2 separate regions of the Homo sapiens genome follow, and region 1 is linked to region 2. Evidence: chromatin contacts called from ENCODE Hi-C or POLR2A ChIA-PET data. All regions are on one chromosome and are shown on one strand. The core of a region is the stretch at or near the end of the contact, and the rest is flanking DNA. Distances in the headings are between cores, read along the strand shown. Region 1 overlaps COL5A2 (collagen type V alpha 2 chain). Region 2 overlaps COL5A2 (collagen type V alpha 2 chain).

Evidence for each region. Hi-C counts contacts between places; a loop is a spot of excess contacts on that map. ChIA-PET counts read pairs that join two places held with the same protein, here RNA polymerase II (POLR2A). Pooled maps may share reads with other maps.
Region 1: a map of CD8-positive, alpha-beta T cell shows a loop between it and region 2 (12-fold over the local background). The contact joins two enhancer-like sites. A Hi-C loop is called at or near these places in 8 of 168 maps with a recorded cell type or tissue (CD4-positive, alpha-beta memory T cell, CD8-positive, alpha-beta T cell, Caco-2 and 5 more), 13 of 37 single-sample maps with no recorded cell type and 14 of 50 pooled maps. POLR2A ChIA-PET finds 5 or more read pairs at or near these places in 1 of 52 experiments (Panc1).

What each region holds. Positions count from the first base shown.
Region 1 is chr2:189,090,556-189,097,169 of GRCh38, forward strand. It overlaps COL5A2 (collagen type V alpha 2 chain), which reads right to left. Exons shown (of 54, transcript NM_000393.5): 7 at 1,755-1,865. Among named protein-coding and RNA genes, the nearest start is that of MIR3129, 39 kb to the right of the region's middle. Within about 2 kb of position 2,581, at least 7 of the 41 ENCODE cell types and tissues checked have a DNase peak (open chromatin) inside an H3K27ac peak, as active enhancers do.
Region 2 is chr2:189,140,066-189,146,612 of GRCh38, forward strand. The region is part of intron 1 of COL5A2 (collagen type V alpha 2 chain); the gene reads right to left. Among named protein-coding and RNA genes, the nearest start is that of MIR3129, 10 kb to the left of the region's middle. Within about 2 kb of position 3,231, at least 3 of the 41 ENCODE cell types and tissues checked have a DNase peak (open chromatin) inside an H3K27ac peak, as active enhancers do.

The DNA.
Region 1 (6,614 bases), core at 1,331-3,830, 50 kb before region 2:
ATGTTTAGAGAGAAAAAGTCCATGCCTGGCTTCAAAGCTTCCAAGAACAGGCTTATTCTCTTGTTAGGGGTTAATGCAGCTGGAGACTTTAAGCTAAGACCAGTGTTTATTTCTTATTATGGAAATCCTAGCATCCTTAGGAATTATGATAAAACAACTCTGCCTGTACCCTATAAATGGAACAACAAGGCCTGGATAACAGCACATCTGTTTACAGCCTTTACAGCATTGTTTACTGAATATTTCAAGCCCACTATTGAGACCTATTGCTCAGAAACAAAGGATTCCTTTCAAAATATTACTGCTCAGTGACAATGCACTAGGTCACATAAGAGTTCTGATGGAGATATACAAGGATATTAATGTTGTTTTCATGCCTGCTAATACAAAAACCATTTTGCAGCCCATGGATATAAATAAATTTCAACTTTTAAATCTTATTACTTAAGAATATAATGTTCAAAGTAAATTGAGAATCTTCTGGAAAGGATTTATCATTCTAGGTGCCATTAAGAACATTCTTAATTGATTGGTGAAAATATAAGCCTCAAGAGAAGTTTGGAAGAAGTTGATTCCAACCTTCATGAATGAATTTTAGTGGCTGAAGACTGCATTGGGGGAAGTAATTGCAGATATGATGGCAATAGCAACAGAACTAGAATTATAAGTAGAGCCTGAAGATGTTGCTTAATTACTGTAATCTCATAATAAAACTTTAACAGATGAGGACTTGCTTCTTATGAATGAGCAAAGAAAGTCGTTTCTCAAGATGCAGTCTATTCCTGGTGAAGATACTGTGAAGATTGTTGAAATGACAACAAAGGATTTTGATATGGCAAACTTCATTGTTGTCTTATTTTTTAAATTACCATAGCAATTCCAGGCTTCAGCAATACCACCCTTATTAGTCAGCAACTATCAGCATCAAAGCAAAACACCCTATCAGCAAAAAGATTATGGCTTGCTGAAAGGTCAGATGATTATTAGCAATTTTTAACAATAAGGTATTTTTAATAAAGAAATATACCTTGTTTTTTAGACATAATGCTATTACACACTTTATAACAGACTATATTGTGGAAAAACATAAGTTTATATGCACTGGGAAACAAAAAAAAATTCACATAACTCACTTTACTGCAGTATTTCACTTTATTGAGGTGGTTTGGAACTGAACCCACAATATCTCCATGGTTTGCCTGTACTTATAAATCCCCTATGTCTGACATTAACAATTCAAAGAAGTCGGTATTGAAAGGCTTTTTGTTTGACTTTACTTCAAGTAAAAAAACTAAAATTGAAGAAATAATTAGGTGTCATTTTTAGTGTCAACTCAATGGCCTTCTCATATCCCTCATCATGGATGTGTCATCCTCTCTTGTGGAGGATACGGAGCAGATTTTTTTGGCATTCTGAGCCTAGAGAATAGGACAGATAAATCTCTCATTTCATTTAAAGAGGGGGAAAGCAGTGGTTCTTTAGAATCAATAGAAAAAACAAAGCACATAGAGTCTAGAGCTGACATTGAGAAATACAAACAATTTGAAGCAGTACTTTAGAAAATACTTCTTCCAATTTTTCCAACAATTCCCTGTGGGTTTATTAGTTCTACTGTCCATAGCAGTGTTGACCTTATTTAACTGCTCTTACAGTCAAGTGTCAATATCTGAACAGACACAATTTAAAATCCTAACAATATATCAATAATTTAAAACATGACCTGTACGTGACATCAAACAATGCACACAACTCACCCTGCTCAAGCCATCGGGTCCTGGGTGGGACGGATGTCCAGGAGGTCCTGGAGCACCAGGTTGACCAGGAACACCTGGTTCTCCATCAATTCCCTGAGGTCCACGAGGGCCCTGGAAAACAAGCCAGTTAAAATTAGAACCCACTGCCAAATATACACTTAGTAGAAAGCTAAAGGCACAGACTTCTTAATGGCAAGGGAGTGTTTATTATTTTAAAAATACATGGCAATCTAGCCACTTAGAGTAATTTCATCAGCCATGTCACTACTGATTTCAGCATAGGTCTGAACTTCTACCATTCGGATGTGGTCTGGGTAAGAATTTTATGTGGTGTGTTAAATACCCAGAAATCAGCATTCTTAGAATAATTATTTTTAAAATTTTCAGTTCAACAGTATTCTAAAGTGAACTTCCTTATTTGATTGAGTTTTTGCCGTGCAAGGGTATTTGATCAACAATTATAAATTCACTTGTCTGTCACTGAAATTACAGTGGATTGTCATTGGATTACAGTTAACTATGTATACGTCTGCTTAACTTCTCCCTTCCCCCCAAAATTCAAGAATCCCTTGATTGGAGTTTGTAGAGATTTTCTGTCTAATTGTTTAATGCTTTGCATAGTTCCTGGTACATACTAGACACTCAATACATGCATATTATATTGTTACCTTTCAGTCCTCTTTAATACTTTAAAGCCTGGCACACTTTATTTTACTTCCCACCCCCAGAGGAAGACTAGACCATTGAGAAATTAGAGGCAAAGGCACTGTGACCCAGCCAAGTCTAAGTTCTCAGAGAAGTGAGCAATGATTTCTAGCTGCCAAATTCCACCCTTCTCCTAACCCACATTCTGAAGGCAGCTTGGGGAACAGCCACGTCCTCAGTTCTGGAAATGCTCCGTCCTCTAACCTCATCATTCCCACAAGGCTAGTTAAGTATTTTCTGGCTCCTTAACCCTAAAGAATCTTGAAAGGCTTCAAAAAGAAAGGACCAAAAAGTCATCAGGCAATATGCTTTTTATAATTATAAGCAGGGATCAAGGGAAATATGGTAAATGAAGTTTAATAGTTAAAAAAAGAACTCCCATGCTTAAACATGAGAATACCTATGGGACCACAGTAAGCAATTCAAATAGGAGCTGATAGTGCAGAGGGAGCAAACACAGGACAAGCTCAGGTGGTGGAGGTGGCAGTTTGTATATGATGGTTTTGGGGAGGGTGGCATCATAGCTATTCAGAAATTTAATTATTTTAATATATTTAAACATTTATATAGACATATTTACTTCTTGCAGTAGTGGGACAAACAAGCAAATTTATCTATTAAATAGAAGTAGAATACTTAGCCTGAAAAACTTATATTTAAAAATGATATCTTAGAAAATTATTCTCAGTTTTTAAAAATCAAAACTTTTCTGACTCCTAAACTACTAACAATTTACTTCACACTTCATTATACACAACAGAGGCTGATTTCAATTGTTCTCTAGGACTCCTGGATCATATGAATGAGAGTAACATGAACTGGATATGTATATGACAGCACAGACAAAATAATAGTCTGGTTTATTCATACAGCCTTGTGTAGAAAACTCTGATTCTGTTCTTGCAATGCTCAGTTGCTAATTAATAACCAGATATTATTACATACAAAAAGTGAACTAATGCATAATCTCTGCTCCCAATGAGAGTTCCAAAGAGACATACACAAAACTATATTTATTGTCAACAGGAGTGGAGATAAGTTTGAGAAATATTCATTAGTCCTCCAAAGAGATTGTGACTTTCTCCATTCTTCTGTAATTAACACTTCGTATTTCAAAGTCTGATCCTAAGATTGTTTTCATTGACTTCAGATTCATTATATGTCTCCACGGAATGCCCTCTAAATAGCTTATGAAATTTACTGTTGCACAGATTAAGATTAAAATTAATAAAAACGTCTATAAAAATTATCTAAAATTAAGTGAACACAAGAATGTTTACCGGTAAATATCAAAAGCAAATTAGAATTTGGGAGCTCATTAAAAGTATCTATTTTTATATCTCCAAGTGAGCTGAATTACATAATTCTTATATTAAGGTAAATGTTACATTTATTATCATTCCCTTCCATTTCCAAGATACTCAAATACCTCCGCAGTAATCTACAATAAAAAAGTACTTTGAGGTTGCCACTAGGTGGCGATGTTTAAACATCCACAAGTAGAAAAGACGAATGACCGGGAACTGTTAAAGAACTTCATTTCTCTCGTTTCTCTCTCTCTCTCTTTCTCTCTGACACACACACACACACACACACACACACACACACACACACACACACACACACACACACATAAATGTTATAGATGTTAAGATCTAGTATATTTCCCATTTTACAGATCAAGAAACATACCAATAGTGGTTAAGTGTCATGTGCAACTAGAACTTAGCACATCATTGACGGTCCATCTCCTGACAGTTTGCTAGCTTGTCACTATGAAGTTATCTGAACAATACACTTAAAACTGAGGACGTGTGATGAGAGACAGTCATGAAAATCATTGGCTAATCCTGAAGGTCTTGTAGGAGTATCTCATACTGAACTACTGACATACTAGTTCTCAGTCCAGAGCTATTTTGCCTGGATTTGGCAATGTCAAGAAACATTTTTAACTGTCACAATTGTATGGGGGATGGCAGTTTCAACTGGCATCTAGTGGGTAGATACCAGGAATGCCGCAAAACTTCCTACAATGCATATGGAATTATTTGGCCTAACATATCAATAGTGTTAACAGTGAGAAACCATGCTGTACATTGTGAGCCTTCCGTACTGTTTGATGGTAATATAATGGTGGGGGTGGGGGAATGCTATTTATGATATTGTGACAGCCATAATTTTAGTCCAGCTAAGCAGCTCCCAGAAGGCTTGAGACATGAGGCAAAACATTCTACCTATGGGCATTCTGTTACATCATGCCCATCATTTCATATACATCATTTCATGCAAAGCTATACATCATTTCATATCTTGAAATCGGTGTAGGCAGGCATTAAAAGATTTGTTAAACACTTACCATCACACCAGTTCTTTGCTAGGATTAAGAGAGGAACAGATTTCCTACTTGGATATCTGCCAGGGTTGTCTCACTTGATTCCTCCTAAAAATCTACCCCCCTTTCTCCCTCTCTCTCTCTCGCTCTTTCATACACACACACACAAACACACACACACAACACGCACACACTTATACCCAATTCACATTGATTGTCTCAGGCCTAACCAAGACAGGAAATTGACCACATCACAAAGTCAAATAGGGAAAATAAGTGAGAAGGGTTGGGGAGTAGATTCTTTGGATCTTAACCAGGAACTCTGGAAGTCTGGTCCTACAACAACTTCTACCTAGACTTAGGACCCAATGTTATCAATTACTTACAGTGTACAAATACACCAATGCAAAATCTTTTTTTTTTTTTCTGTCACGACCACCCATCCTCCACCCAACTGATGTTATTTTCTACCTATTTCTGTCTTTCTAGATCTAGGAGAGACATCTGGAGACCTACAGCAGTGTTTAAGCTACCAACACTAGTGAGAAAACTCAATACAACCACAGTGAAGAATGGGGCATATAATAATCTGGACACACCCCAAGATATGGCCAATCTCTTGGGGCACTGCTTTGCACCTACATGCCTGCAAGTAACATCCATAGTGCAGCCCCGTTTAAGAAAAAGTACTGACATCACACTATATATGAGGTGAAATGAGTAGAAGGATAATGTAGTAACAAGAATGAAACTAGTGGCAAGAGTTCCTAGGCATATGATCTAAAATATATTTTATCCTCATTTATATATTCAAACTTGTCTGCTGTTTGCTTATCTTCTAATCCTCCCATTTAAATATGGATAAATATATATTTAAAAGGATAAAAATCTACTGAGAGTTTTAATAGATACATTAGAGAAAAAATTAAACAGTACAAACAAAATTTTCTAATTGAAACATGGGATAATGGGAGCAATATACAAATGAATACAGTTATTTAGTATATGAAAGACATTAGATTTTAGAAGTGATACATAAGAAAAAACGTTGTAGGGAGGCCGAGGCGGGCGGATCACATCCTGGCTAACACGGTGAAAACTCGTCTCTACTAAAAAATACAAAAAATTAGCTGGGCATGGTGGCGGGCAACTGTAGTCCCAGCTACTCGGGAGGCTGAGGCAGGAGAATGGCGTGAACCAGGGAGGCGGAGCTTGCAGTGAGCCGAGATCACACCACTGCACTCCAGCCTGGGTGACAGAGCGAGACTCCGTCTCAAAAAAAAAAAAAAAAAGAAAAAAAAAGTTGTAACTCTAACACTTGAGAACAATATGTATTCTGTGCAGATAGGTAATAAAAGAAAACCTTTGGTATATATTATATAATATCCTCATGTTTTATCTCAAAGATATTGAGGTCACTATTTTATTGTAAAGGTATTTCACTTGTCTAGTAATGGGATTGCTGATTTTTAAAACTACTCCTTTGCTATCTCTGCAGTGGCTGCTGAGTGAAAAAGGCGGAGTGCTACCTGGGAAATAAACTTGTTGTGCAACCACTTGAAAGAAAATTTTATCCTCTAACAATTTTTTCCCGTATCCAGCTTGGTTATTCCTGTGGCAACCACAGATCATATAACTTGGATGTTTTATCTCAACAGTGCATTCTTGGCATTGCTTACTCATGAGTGAAACTCATGACATGTTAACTATGCTTCCTTAAGTTCTACTTTATTTTGATTTGACCTCATAAGGGACAAGGAAATATCATTTGTGTTATCTAATAAGATAATATACAATTATTATTGTATTTTTGTAAAATTTAA
Region 2 (6,547 bases), core at 1,981-4,480:
CTATCTCAAAAAAATAAAAAAATAAAAAAGTGACCAGATGTTAAATCATGTCCAAAATACAATTGGTTAGCATTTCTATAATTCTCCAGTTATAAACATCAAGAATAAAAATAAGAATCAAAGTGTAAAATATGTATTTATACCAAAATAATCACACTTTAACATATGTACATACATGATACGATACCATATAGGGCAGAAAATAAAACTAATATTTTCCAGCAATTGTAAACAGAAAAAACATGCCCAGGGCCTCAATGAAGAACACAGCCCTCTGATTCTACATTGCCTTTTTCCCTTTATCTTGTCTTAAGCAGATTAGAGGACTCTTCTGAATATTAATACATTTTAAACCTGGAGGCACATTTGGCATTATATTATAAAACAAAGATATGTTTATAGACCAGAAATTTAAACAAAGAGACACCACTGTGCTTCAACAAAGCTTATAATAAAAATACAGAAAAATCTATGTATGTATATGCACATATATATATAGAAAGGAAGAAAGAGAATAGGGAAGTTGATCTTTATTCAAAATGTACAAAGCTATAGTTACAGCTTTACATTTCCTTACTATTTCCCTTTTAGGTTATTATCTGTATCCCCTCCCCTTCTTTTTATTAAATCTTATTTCTCATTGTAGAGGCTTAATGTATACTAAGAAAAATAGTTTCTAGTATCAGAAGACATAGCTCTAGTAATTACCATAGAGAGAACTTGAGTAAGTAATATATTTTTCTAAGGCTCAGTTCTTCCAAATTAAAAATTAGTTTTAATAATTCTTATTGCAAGTGAAATGGATAAATTACATGAAAAAAGCATTTTAAACTATTAAGCACCACACAGATATTACTTGTTAATTAACCTAGATTCAAATATTTTATTCTAAAATATACTAAAATTTTCACCTTGCCCACTTAAGATTTAAAAATACTTCAATGATAAAATCAGCATTCTTTTATTAAAAGGAACTATAAAATAGCCAGATGTATTCCTTTTAATAGAGATGTGCTTTCAGTGAGGTATTCTGGGAAATGAAGCAGGACTTTGACAGGCAGAGATGGGGCTGGGCAATATGAGCTGAGGATTCCCCATGGTCTGGTAAGGAAGCCGACTTGGAAGTTAGCTGGAAATATAGTGTGCAGTAGACCAGTTAAAAACATTGGTGAATTAATATGCGTAAGGTTACCATTAATAATAATAATAAATACCATCTAGTGTTTACTTTATACAAGGCAGTTTTCAGATGTTATCTGATAAATGCTCACGACTATTCAAGGTAGAAATTATTTGCCTATTTTGCCTTATTACATATAAAGGGATTGGGGTTCACAGGGGCGAAATGATTTCACAGGCAGTGAAAAGTCAGTTTTCAGAGCCTTATCTTTGCAGATGCATTCTTTCTATTACTGTAACCAAAGACTATGCTGAGTATATATTAATATATACAATTATCTGACTGGGATAATTTATTTATGGCTCCGGTTAAAGATTTCCTCTTACCAAAAAATGTAAAATAAGTTCATATAGTCACATGGGTCACGTAGTTAATGCAAGTTTTAAAGTTAGCACGCTCATTTCCCAACTTCCCCCGAATTCTTGAAATTTACTAATGCTATTTCAAAATAGCGAAATGCACTGTTAAATTTCTTCTAGATTCTTAAGGTGTATTCTGACCTAAAAAATTAAGCAAACCGTCCTTTTAATAGGATCAAGGAGTTTATAGAGTTTAATAGTGAAGCCATCTCTTTTTCACTTGAAGAAATCCAATTCTGCATATTTTGCTTGCATGATTTGATAACGAAATGTATGTCAAGGATGAAAGACTAAAGGTTGAGCTTCATCAAACTAAGGAAAAATATTTAAGATGTTTTATGGATAGTAATTTTATAAATAATGTCAAATTCTTTTCTGGAATTTCCTATGCCTATGGTGAGAGATAATATAAATCTGATATAATCAAGAACTAGATTTTTCCCTATTATATGTAAATGTTAACATTGTATAGACTTGATAAGTTATCATTGGAATGGATACAGATTATTCCAAAATATTTAAAGTTTAATCTATATGTTTTCATGTTATGATTGACAATAATTTTAAACAAAATGTTTTTAATAATAAAATACATTTTAGTGCAAAACAAGATTACTCTTCGAACTAGGTATATTTAAACATCTATACTTCCCTTGAAAATCCTTGTTTTTTTATTTCTAAAATAAATGCTTAACATTTATGATATATGTATACCATAGATTATATTTTCCATACTGCAGCCAACTAGCTCACCATAATTATAAATTTTTTATATCTGTGCATATCATTTACCAATATTTATGTGTTTTGTTAGACTAAAATCTAACATTATTTATACAAATGTACTATACATAGACTTAATAATTGAATGCACTTATTAAGCACTCAATAAATGGTAGCCTCAAAGTAATGATTATCATTATATTAATGAATGTCCACTAAAGAATATAATTTAAATGCTTATTATCTTATGCCCACTCTTATATAAGGTCAACCAAAAAATTCTCTCCATATTTTACCTTAATTAATTCCTGTTCATTCTGCTTTCAATAGGACAGACATCCTTCAGATTTCTTTATACTATGATTACCCTGCAATCTATCTTAAACATAGCTATCGAAACTTCTTCTTAAATGGCCCTTCAATTGTGTCACCTTTCTCAAACCTCAGCAATTGCCCTCAGTCGCACTCTGGCCCAATAACAACTTTGTCCTCACCTTCAGAATTGTGTCATTTTTTTTTTCACTCTGGTTATTGTTCACACCTTACAAATCTCATCAACTGCTTTTTGACCTACTTGACTATTCTCTGGGCTATTCATTCTCTTAAATATTATTTTTATATACCAATGAAAAATCTACATTCTTAAGTAAATATTTTCCACATCAGCCATGATTGTTCGATCTCTCTCCTAATGTGTAACAAATAAATTTCTAGGTGCTTAGCCTCTAGCTTCATGCCACACAGAGTATGCAGTGTCAGCTACTTCATAAGCCACCAAGCCGCCTTGACTTGCCTGCATTATCTATATCACTGTTTGGAGGGCTGTTGTATATTGTTTGCAGTTTGTACACTTCACAAAGACTCCAACTGAGGGGGCCAGTGGGAAATGACATTCAATCCAAGCTCTCCTTGTCATACTATGAACCCTAGCTTGGGGCTGTATCTACTGGAAGAAGGAATGCCTTTTATTTTGCTCCTGTCCACTTGCCTAGGGTCACCTGGAGGTGGCACTGTTTTCTATTTCAGACAGAAGTCACCCAGAGGTGGCACTGTTTTCCATTTCTGTTTCTAATGTTATTTCAGACAAAAGGTGTATAAAGGCCTACTCTAACCCTGTAACTGAGGTCAATATTTCCCACTGTAAAATTTTCTGCCTAACTTAATCCCATCCTAATAAAGTCTCTCTCATATCCTCTATTAGAATGAGGCTTCTTTGATGGCATTAATGAAGTATTAATTCGACAACTAGGTTCTAAATATCCATTGTGTCCATTATACTATGATTACAAAACATATGAACAATCTGTTATTAAACAACTCATACTCTGATTAGGGAGCTAAGCCCATGCATGAAACTTTTAAACAAATATATACCTTGCTTTGGTGTGAAGTCTTCCAAACAATGAAAGAGAGACGTGTGGAGGTTAGAATAACTAGAAAAGACTTCACAGGGGAAACAGGTCTTAAACTGGACTTTGAAAAAGGAGTAAGATATTACTAGACTGTAGGAAGAAATGAAGACATTATAATAACATAAAAAAATCCTACAAGTGGTATATCATACGTATTATGTGTTCAGTCTTTAAAAAATATATAGCTGCAGAACTGGAATTCTTAAAGAACTAGACATGGTAATGAAGATTAATATATTGAGATCGCCAGGGTAGAATTTTAAGTTCAATCTGTTTCCCAGATCTTTAGAGGAGGAAAAAAAAGAAACAACGTAGTGTTTGTATTTATCATCTGCAAACCAGATGGTTATGGCAAGGGGTGTGGACATTCAAACACATTCTTCCCTGCAAGAAACCATGTTGCTGTGATGCAAGACTCTTGGGCCTCTGAAAACAGTGAACATAAAAGTACTTAAGAATTTTCTGAACAATTCAAAAACTCAAAAGACAGACAGATGAAAGAGAAAAAAAAGGTACAGTTTGACACACAGTTTCAGTAAACAAGTACATAGTTGGGTATTTGCTTAGTTTTACCTAGTTAGGAGAGTACAAGTTTTGTTTCTGAGCAAGAATCTTCTCAAAGGAGAGGGGAGAAAAACAATCAGTGCTTATTTACTGTAAATTTTGAATTAGAGAACTGGTCTGTGTTTGTATAGTCATGTATGTTAGCTTCATAAGGACACTGTAGGTTGCAGTATCCTTGTTGTACCCATACAATGCTGAATGAGTGAGAACAAACAAAAATATATGTGCATACATACATATATATGTTATATGTATATATTATATTTATATATTTTTCAAGACTGAAAAAATCCATTTGCCATCTTCTTGAATTAAAAAATACATATATTTTATATATATACTTTTATCAGAGTTTTTTAATCCTAATGAACTGGGAAGATGATAAGTGCTTATAATTCCAACAAATAATGTGAAACACCAGATGCACTAACCAGTCAGCGTGAGTAGAACATCCTGAGCAGTAAGCACAGTTGGGGCACTAAGCAGGCCTGACTTGCTAATGTAGATGAAGAATTCTCCATTTGGTTCTGAGTGGGAACAGATGCTTCATATCTTTTAGAAAGGAAATTACATTCTACAGAAGAGGAACTCAACACTGCCAAATTAATAAGATGAGAGATTTCATCATCTCCTGGAATACATTAGCATGCAATTTTCCTCTTGTTCCAATGATCCTTTCTGAACTAGCCCTTCTTAGAGTTTAGAACCTCATGGAAGCCCGAGCTGACCTAGTCTACAACCAGAATTGCCTTCAGAGCATTGCAAAATACTTTCTTAATTCCTATATGTATGAAACAGTAGAAGCCATGAGTGTTTCCATGTTTGTATAAAAACTTTCTTACTTCAGACTCTGAGTAAGCGGGATGTGAGAACACAGAAGGATTCTTGCACTTAGAAAGGGTTAGAAACATGACATGGGAACTATACTCCAATAGAAATTTTACTTAAATGAGTAAAGTAATGTGAAAAATTGCACACGTCAGGAATTAAGAATGATACATTTCTTGACCATCTCTTTCTTCTTGTTTATTTTTTACATGGATTCAAGGCAGCGTTCACTGAATTTCCTATTTAAATAGTAAAATACAGTAATGCAAATATACTATAATTCCCTAAAATAATACAACTAAGCTTAAAATATAAAATATTCACTTGCATAACCCCAAATATCTATTGAATATCTAATTTACAATTATGTATTGCTATTTGGATCACACACTAAAACTTTATGAACACAAAAACCTGACCTGCAATTTTCTTGCTATATAATCAGTGTCTATTATATTGCCTAGATCATTCTGGGCTCTTTAAAAACTATGGCCAATTAATGAGCTGAAGAAGATCTTATTCAGAAGGATTTTTATTGGGCAAGTACCATATTTTAAAGAAAAATACATACTTTTCTAAGCTACTTAGAGTATAGGGGAAGACCCATATAATAGGTGAAACCAGGCTACAAAAGTATATGAGATAAGGCATAATTATTATTTTCTGAAAAGGAAAAAAAGGAGAAAATAGATAGATAGTCCTTAATACTGTGATCCTTCTTTAGAACCAAAAATCTTCAGTTAAATTATTAAATTTCCAAAAACTTGACATGAGTGGAGTTTGCCATGTACATGAGTGAGGTAATGACTCTCACATCTGGACTCATAAAGAGCAAGACAGTAGAATTACATTGAAGGCAAGGACCAAGGATTTAGGAAGGTTACATGCAATTTAACTGAAAAGGCACCTACAACTAACATCTTGATTAGAATGATGATATCTTCATACATTGATCGGATGAACAATGAAGGAAATGGGAAAGGTATTCCAGAAAGATCTGGGAGAAGGTACAGTTGTGAAATTTTACCATTTAGTAAGAATTGTACTGCAAAAGAAAAGAAAAAGTTCAGTGGGAAGTGAATGAAGATAGAATAATTAGGGATCAAATTATGAAAGGCATTGGTTGTTAAACTAAAAAATATGAACCTTACTTATTCTATGGGCTACAGGGACACTATTTAAGCAAAATTATCTAAATAGTGTATAACAAGAAAGAAAGTGAAAACATTGGATAAAGTATAAATAAGGTGAATTTATATTGTAATCCCATCATAGACATACAGAATGCACATTGGAGTACAAGAATACAGATGATTACAGACATCAGTTTGCCAAAATTGGATTTTCCGAGTCTAGGCAGACTTGAGCAGGAATTGATGAAGGTTGTATCATGGGTGCCCACTTCTGTCTACACAGTATTCAAAATGATTAAGCCTAGCATTTGGCAAGAAAAAAGGAATGCCATATAAAATAATTTAATT